Regions from separate parts of the Homo sapiens genome. Here region 2 is linked to region 1. The links are chromatin contacts, found by Hi-C or POLR2A ChIA-PET in ENCODE. All regions are on one chromosome and are shown on one strand. Each heading gives the region's core, a stretch centred on a gene start or an enhancer-like site at or near the end of the contact. The rest is flanking DNA. Distances are from core to core; before and after follow the strand shown. Region 1 holds the start of UBN2 (ubinuclein 2). Region 2 holds the start of KIAA1549.

Region 1 (4,235 bases), core at 1,509-4,008:
GATTATATACAATGGATTTTGTTTTGTTCAGAGGTATATGAAAAAAATAGAAGGTTGATATACGAGATAATTGGGCCAATAGACACCTATACTGTTAATAAGTATACAGAAAAATTAAATGGAATTTTTCCTCTTTCTCCTATTGCATGAAAGTAGTAGTTCTGGTGTTATCAAGTTAACAAAGCTAGGGTGTCAAACCTTTTTCTTTTTATAATTAAATGATACACATTATTAATTTGCCATCGTGTGAATATTACAGCATAAACAGAGACATAATAAAGGTCTTTGTATTTCTACTGCGACTTACATTTTACGTCATTTTGGCAGAATCCTCTAAACTATATGAGTTAATTTTAAGAAATTTTGTTTTACTAACAAATTGTATCACTATGGAAAGAAGTACTAATAAAATTACATACATTTGTAAAGTGAGGATAATAGTTTTTACCTCGTGGAGTTCTGTTGGACTACTAGAAAAACCATGTGCAGTGCTTAGAACTGTGTCTAGCACACAGTAAGAACCAGTAAATGTCGTTATTGCTATGTATTTTTATCCAAAGATAATGCTTTTCTCCTGTAATTTATGAAAATTACAAAAACTGCAAACCAACTTAGATTAGCAGCTCAAATACAATGTTTGAAAAATGCTCCAATCCAATATTTTTAATATTCTTTTGGGAAAAAAGTGACCTCAGATTTATAAAGAAGGGGCATTCAAGTGAGTCTGACGAGCAAAATGTTAGGTGGAAGTGACCAAAATGATCTCTACCTTTAAACAATTCATTTTGGTTGAAAACATTTTGTAATGATTTGACCACATAACATTTCTAAATAATGATCAAAACATTAGCTGGCCATGAAGTAAACAAAACCTAGTGAAATTGTTCAACATGATACTTTGTGACTAAGCAGTCAGTCATTTTGACCATAAAGGTAGTTGAAGATGAAAACAAAACAAGGGACTTCTGGAGTCCATTAGACTCAAGCTAAAGCAAAACCTAATAACGGGTATAATTGCTAAGCAACAGAGAAAACTGTTCTCTTTCCTTACTGTTAATCTATCATTTCCTTTTCTAACTTACTTCTGAAGATCCACCAACCCACAACAATAAAAATTACAATTACGAACATAACCCCTATCCTTTCTCCATTGTTCACCTCTTACATCAAAAGCATACCTATATATTTTCAATTATTTTAAAAAATTCAAAGCTGACATTTTTTTCATCATCCTCCGAAAATTACAAAGGCTGAATACAATATCCTTCTATAAACTAATGATAGTACACTTAAATAATATGACGGGTAGGTGTCAAATAAAACAGGAGACACCTTCCCATTCAATTACAATATGAACGAACTCCACAAAAAAGGAAAGCTAAAAAGGTTTTCCAATACCAACACGAGAGAAAAATTAGTAACCAGATTAACTAACCCACTTCTCCATTCCTAAAGTGGGATCCTTAGTCTCTGAAAACCTTTAATTATTCTTAAATTCCCTTCGATTAAGAAAAATATCACAGGCACGCAAGCACACCTCAGCAGCCACGGCGCCCAGCAAAACAAACAGTGATGAGGATGAGGATGATACGAGAGGGGTTACACAATCTCTGCTTCAGACTGGGGGGCGTGTCCCCCAAGGTTTTCTCTTCCTTTCTACTGGAACGACAGCTGTAGCGCCACAGGGAGAACCCAGCCACACGGCCTGCAGGGCCCCAGGATTTTGTGTGGGGAGCAGAAAGGAAAGAAGGAAAATCTGAGGTTCCGAAAGGTGCACAAGAAAACGAGCTCGGCGCGGCGTTGGGAGCGAGTGCCGGGGGTTTGGGGATTCGGCGCAGCCGGGTGAGAGCCTCGGCCACCCTGGGGAGTGGAGAAAGCAGCGCTCACCGCCCCGTCCACCCGCTCGGCCCCGGCCCCCCGCACCCCACCCTCGGGGCGACCCGGACGCGCTCGGTGGGCGTCCCAAGGTGCAAACCAGCTGGGGAAGGCGGCGGGTCCTGAGGCTCCCGGGGTCTGGGGCAGGAGGGAAGAATCTTCTGTACCCGTTGTTCTCCGCACAGCAGCAGCTCCGGGTAACTGAACTCCACGCAGCTCTCGTCGGTGGGGTCCTTAAGCACCAGCTCCAGGCGCACCGTCTCCCTCGGCGGCCGCGGCGGCTGCTCAGCCCGGGAAGCCGACTCCCGCGGCGGGGGCGGCTGCAAGGGCAGCGGCGGGAACGGCGGCGGCGGCTCGGGCCGCGGGGGCTCCCGCTGCAGCGACATGGGCGGCTCGGCGCGGCTGACCTCGCGCTGGGGGAGCGGCTTCTCCCGCGACGGGGGCTGCGCGTCCGAGCGGGGGGCAGGCTCCCGCGGGGCCGGCGGCTCCGCCCGGGCCGGCTCGCGGTACGGCTGCGGCTCCAGCCGGGGGGGCTCGCGGGGGTACTCGGGCTCACGCTCGGGCCCCGGGTACTCGGCCTCGCGCCGCCGCACCGGTGACAAGCTAATGAACGCTACTCTGCGCGGCTCCGCCATCCCCACTGTTCTGGCCCTCCGCTTTTGCTCGAGCCGGCGCTCGCTTCTACGGCGCGCTGCGTGCCTGCCCGCCCTTCCTCTTGCTCTCTGTCGCTTTTCTTCCCTCCACCACCCTCAGCCGTCTCCGCCGGCGCCACGGTGAGTGCGGACCGTGTCCCCTTCCCCGCTACTACGTTCTGATGGGCTTCACCGCCATCGCCAGGGTCGCCGCGGCCGCCATGTTGGATCCCCCACATAAATAGAAGCAGGCCGCTGAGCGGGCGCATGCGCACAGAGGAGACGCTCGCGTCCACTGTCGTGGCTGTTGCTCAGTTTTCCTCTTTTCCTCCCAACAGTCTGGAGTCCAGACAGGTCGGCGGAAGTGACGACATGGCTCGGCCTGTTTCCGTGGAAACGGAGACGCCGTCTGCACCCTTCCTCAAAGGGAGGGTTCTGGGGTTTCCCGAGCAGTTTACTATTCGCACCCGGAAACCAGAGGCGCTCCAGGAGCTTCCCGGGGCTAGCATCGGGATGGGACTGAGACCGACCTAGCCATTGGCGCCGGGTCTCCCGTGCTGGGTTCAAGGGAATTGGGGTTGTTAGCTGATTATTCAAGGCGGACTCTGGGCAAGGGTAGAGAGACGCGCCAGCCGTTGTGCCTGCCCGCCCTGTGTCCCCGTAGCCTTAAGTATCGAGGGAAAAAAGGAAGTGCCCAGCTTCAGCCAGACTAGCCCCAGCGGCTTCCCTCCCGAAAGCGCAGGCCTCCCCTTCCTCGACCTACTCCGGTTTCCCTCGCCCGGCCGCAGTGGGCGTTGCGTGGGGCAGGGTCATTAAATGTTCAATAACGCTTTGCAGTTGGAAAATTAACAAGCAGATGAGGAGTTCTGGGCTCATTCAGAAGGCCTAAACTGCTGAAATCATAGAAAACTTCTTAAGAGGGTTTAGTGGTATTTCAGGAAACGTACTGTTTATGAGAATGCTAAAGGACCCATTTCAGGATGGGGAAGGAATTGATTGGGCACGCCCCATAGGCTCACTTGTAATTAATTAATTGGAAGTCGGGTTTAAAAGGATAAGAATTACTGGCCATTTTAATCCATTGAATAAAAAGTAAATTTGAGGGCTCGCCCTTCACATCCTGAAGGGAATCCAAGCCTTCTGTTAATTGCATTAACTATTGAAAGCTCTTTTATTAAGTCAGTGTGACGTCATTGACAAATTCTGAGAGGGTTCCGTTTTTTCCTCTCCTGTTATTACTTTCCCTACTTGGACGAAGATGGTGATGAAATCTATGATTCCAAAGGTCTCTCCCAGCTCTAAAACCCTATCTTTTCTACTCGGCGCCATGTTTTACCTACATTATCTCCTTCCCTATTGCTCCTTTTCTGATTCTGAATTCGGGTCTCATTTTTAGATTGCCTTAGTGATACTTAAATGACCTTTCTGCCTTCAGTCTCTGTTCCCACCAGTCTTGAGACGGGGTCATATTAATGTCTCTAAAAGAGTTTTTATTATATCGTTCTCTGTTCTGGCTGCAACTTACCTACAAACTGAGTTCTATGTATGTATACTCATATTCAATATCCTCCACAATTTAGCTCAGAGACTGCAAACTGGTGGTCTGTGGGCCAAATCCTTCTACAGGTGTGTTACTTATCCAACATTATCTTCTAACTTCTCACCCACTGAGTTTTCCAACTTTTTGATCCATAACCCACAGTAAGACATTTTACACTGTAACCTAGA
Region 2 (4,281 bases), core at 1,113-3,612, 250 kb after region 1:
GTAAGATTTTGTTTTATGCCTTCAGAGCTGGGAGACTAAGGGACCCTAGGGACCTCACTTTCCACGGACACTTTGGTGTCCATGAGTCATTTCTAGTATCTCAGGGTTCCAATTTTTATTTTTACTTCCAGCTGATCAATCTCTTAATGGCAGGGCAAACACTATTGTCTTTGAGTTTGCAGAGAATGGAGAAGGAGACTCCTTTCTTTTTTCTTTTCCTTTTTTTTTTTTTTTTTTTTTTGAGATGGAGTCTTGCTGTGGCACCCAGGCTGGAGTGCAGTGGCGTGATCTTGGTTTACTGTAACCTCCGCCTCCTGGGTTCAAGTGATCCTCCTGCCTCAGCCTCCTGAGTAGCTGGGATTACAAGCACGTGCCACCATGCCTGGGTAAATTTTTCTGTGTTTTTATTAGAGACGGGGTTTGCCATGTTGGCCAGGCTGGTCTTGAACTCCTGACCTCAGGTGATCTGCCTGCCTTGGCCTCCCAAAGTGCTGGGATTATAGGCGTGAGCCACCGCGCATGGCCGAGGGAGGCTTTTTTCTCTGACACCAACGGGTCTAGTGTAGATGGCAGCTTGCAGGAGGCTGAGGCCAAATCTGAAGATGGAACCTCTTCACGGGCGGAATGCATGCTCTGGCTCAAACCAACGATTGTCTACTGAGGGCTTACTGGGGCTATGAGAAATCCTAAGCAGGATAGCACCATATTTGAATTTCATATTAATTTATTGGAGGTGGGGTGGGGGCTGTGTGTGCAAAGCATAAATTCATAAAAGATAAAACAACACAACAGGACAAGACCATTCAAGAGTTGCACGAAGGCAGTGGTTTGTGGTCAAATGTGCTGTTATAGAGAGTTCAGAGAATAAAGATAAGTGTGTGAATAAGAGGTCCCAGATCTATGGCCATGGTGTCCTGGGACCAGACATATCTGGGCAGTTTCTCTTAGGTACTTACCTGGGTGTGCACGCAGAACCCTCTTTGGGAGACAGGAGCAGTTACTGTAATAAACATAGGGGCTGTATGATGGGGGGTTACAATAACGTGTAAAAACACCAGGAACATCAACAAAAGCTTTTTTTAACCTTTATTCTCATTTTCCTTGAAACTACCAGGTTTCAAGTACCCACCTGTAAGGACCAGGTGTGTACCTACAGAAGAGTGCCCCTGTCCTATTCTTAGGAAGAACTATTCGCCAAGGGCAAGGAGTCCAGAAGAGTTGGAGCTGCAAGGCTGGGCAGCCCCTTCAAGGGCTGGGCCTGGCAGGGGAACCCGACTGAATAGCCGCGAGGATCCCTCTGCCAGTGTAATGATTCACCTTTTCCGCTGTCTGCCATAGTTTTTCTGCACGAGATAGTGTCCCCCACACACACCGTTAATATCTGCTTGATGCAACAATGCCAGTGGGATGCAACGATTCAAAACTTCCAATTCCTCCTCCCTAGACCCTGAAGCCACGGGGCGTCTTCAGAGTGACGTGCCTGGCACACAGTAGGTACTTGACAGATGTCAACTCCCTTCTTCCCGTTCCTCATTCCCCCCGCGGACTCCAACCCTCAAACGCTCTCTGGGCATTCTCTCCACCTCTCAGGAGCGCCACTTTCCCTAAAACGGCCTGGCCTTGCGGGTCTCCCCAGCTCCACGCCCATTCGCTTCAGCAGCCGCCTGCTCAAGGCCTGCTAAGTGCAGGGTCCCGCGGGCCTCCCAGGCCCTGAGCGCAGGGTCGCTTCCCGAAGACCCGCAGAGGTGGCCGCACCTTCTTAAGGCAGGAAGGCGGGGGAGAGCTGCGTGCGCTCTGCTCGCCCCTGCCTTGCACGCTGAGCTCTAGCGCAGGAGCCCGACTTTGTCTGGCTTTGTCCCCTCCGCGGCCCCGAGGCTGTCCTGAGAGCGCGGCGCCCCACACACCTGCTGCCCGCAAGGAGTCGGCGGGAGAGGAGGAGCGAGGGAGGCGAGAGGACCCCTCCCCCGGCTTGCCGGCCTACCCTGATCCGGGCGCCCCGGGGAACGCGCGGCGGGACCCGGGGTTGGGTGCGGGTCGGGGCGGCACCGCCCGGCCCAGGCCCCCCGAGCCCCTCGCGCTCCCTCCGGAAGGCGGGTCCTGGGGGAGGGCTGGGCCGCGCCGCCTCGCCGCCCTTGCCGCCTCTGCCGCGCCGAGCCCCGCGCACGCTGCCCCGGCCGCCCCGCAGGCAGGCAGGCAGGCAGGCAGGCAGGCGTCCGGCCGGCCGGGAGGGGGTGCTCGCCGTCCCGCGCCCGGGCCCGCGCGTTGCCGGGCAGCGGCTCCGAGGCTCCGAAGGGGGCGGAGCGGCAAGGCGGGCGTGCGGCTGGCGCCCCTGTCCTCGGTTCCGGCCCGGCCCGCCCCCGCCTCTCCGGCCTCCCTCCGCGCCGGTGCGCGGCGCCCCGTCCCAGCCGCAGCCGCAGCGGCCGCCCCTCCCGGACCCGAGAGCCGCTGAGCCGCGAGGCCGGGCCGGGGCGCCGGCCGGGAATGCCGGGGGCGCGGCGCCGACGCCGAGGCGCGGCCATGGAGGGGAAGCCCCGCGCCGGGGTCGCGCTGGCCCCGGGGCCGAGCGGCCGACGGCCTTCCGCCCGCTGCGCCCGCCGCCGCCGCCCGGGGCTGCTGCTTCCTGGCCTCTGGCTGCTGCTGCTGGCCCGGCCGGCCTCGTGCGCCCCAGGTAAGCTCCGCCGAGACCCTCGGAACGCGGCCGCGACCCCGCCTGCCTTTATCGCTGCTGTTTTCAAAACCCCGGCTTTCCCCGCCCATCCTCTTTTATTCTCCAGCTCCCTCGCCGTCCTTTCTGGAAGATGCTTTGCCATTCTTCTGGGGCCCAACAAATAAAGGCACGGGGGAAATAAATAATTAAAACGAACAAGCGAGCGGCTTCTGGCCGGTCTTGCTAAGGGGTCTGCAAAGCTGTTCTCTTGTCCATGGAACCCGAAGCGGGTCTGGTGGCTTCATCTCAGAATGTGCCTGGTTTTTCCTGCAGAATGCAGGCACCGGCGTGCTTTTTTGTCAAGGCTGTATGATGTGGCATATCGAATGTTTTGAGATACTTTATTGTCGGGGCGAAGAGGTGGATTCGAGGTGTGCTTTAAAAGAGTATTGCATTACCGGGACAAGCCCAGCGTCCCCCAGATGCGGGCAGGCCGGCCGTGTCCCCCCGTACAGCAGGACACAAAGAACATTCAAAGAAAACCTCTTGGAAAGCGCCCTGGCCACGGATCTTTCCAGGGAAATAGCTATTGGTATTACTTCTGCAAGGCATTATTAGTACAATGGAGTGTGAAAATATTTTGATTCTTAAGTGTCTGGGCATGAAAGGAGTAAGGGCTGTTTTTATAACAGATGCAATTTAGTGACTGTTCATCAGTATGGAATGAAGAGGCATGATTTATGAAGAAGCATAAGGGTTTTGTTGTGGAAGAAATGATTTAATTCCTATTGCTTCTCCAAAATGTTTATTTGTCCACCCTGAGCCTGTACACAGGATGGTCTGGAAACCGTCTCTGAGCTGACACTGCAGGCCAGCGATTGCCCCTGCACAGGCACTTGACCACTTTGAGGCGGAAAAGGAAAGGTGGAAGGAGCAGCTAGGGGTGGAGAGCTGCTGCACACAGAACAAAAACCAGAAAGCCGTGAACGCTGCTCCGAATCCTCCTTTCTCGTGGGAGCAGGGCCAAAGGGCTACTCAGTGGCTGGGAGGAATTGGAACACATTTGAAGGTGTCCCTTGGACCTGTGAGAATTATAACCAGTGCCCTAGAGGGGATGGTACAATAGAAGCACAGGGAGGACTTCAGGGATCATGGAACAGGTCCACTCTGCTTACCAAAGAGGAAACTAAGGCAGAGAAGTGCCTTGCTCAAGGTCACAGTCATCACTTTCCCTGCCTCCCACCCCCGCTCTTGGCCCATAGACATATCCACACCTGAAGCCTCTGCAGAGATTTCCCATAGCTGGGTGGAACCAGGGTTGGGGTGACAGAATGAGTCTCTTTTAGGCAGTATACAGCTAGTGCAAACACCTTACTCTAACCTAGGACCTCCCGTCTCAGTCCTGCTCCTGCGAGTTCCAGCCCTGTGTGTCCAGAGGAGAAGAGATCATTGTCAAGGGTCTCTTGGCTTTAGTCAACAAAGAGAGCCCATCTGATACTCGTGGATTCATCTGTCATAAGACACAGCAGATAAATGGTTTCCATCTCCTGAGTGCTTTTTGTGTGCCAGATGTTGAATTTTATATACACGATCCAATCACGTTGTGAGTTAGGCATAGTTATCCCCATTTTACA

Evidence for each region. A loop is a pair of places that touch in the nucleus more often than their neighbours do. ChIA-PET counts read pairs that join two places held with the same protein, here RNA polymerase II (POLR2A). Pooled maps may share reads with other maps.
Region 2: a map of endothelial cell of umbilical vein shows a loop between it and region 1 (20-fold over the local background). The contact joins the promoter of KIAA1549 here to the promoter of UBN2 in region 1. A Hi-C loop is called at or near these places in 2 of 168 maps with a recorded cell type or tissue (B cell and endothelial cell of umbilical vein), 2 of 37 single-sample maps with no recorded cell type and 8 of 50 pooled maps. POLR2A ChIA-PET finds 5 or more read pairs at or near these places in 4 of 52 experiments (A673, H1, PC-9 and 1 more).

The regions. Positions count from the first base shown.
Region 1 is chr7:139,229,760-139,233,994 of GRCh38, reverse strand. UBN2 (ubinuclein 2) reads right to left here and starts at 2,758. Exons shown (of 18, transcript NM_173569.4): 1 at 2,043-2,758. The coding sequence starts at 2,510. RefSeq lists silencers at 1,542-1,801, 1,748-1,967, 2,178-2,427 and enhancers at 2,598-2,737, 2,818-2,977.
Region 2 is chr7:138,979,470-138,983,750 of GRCh38, reverse strand. It overlaps KIAA1549, which reads left to right and starts at 2,362. Exons shown (of 20, transcript NM_001164665.2): 1 at 2,362-2,668. The coding sequence starts at 2,482. RefSeq lists enhancers at 1,585-1,934, 2,557-3,443 and silencers at 1,915-2,044, 2,065-2,444, 2,485-2,614, 3,454-3,748.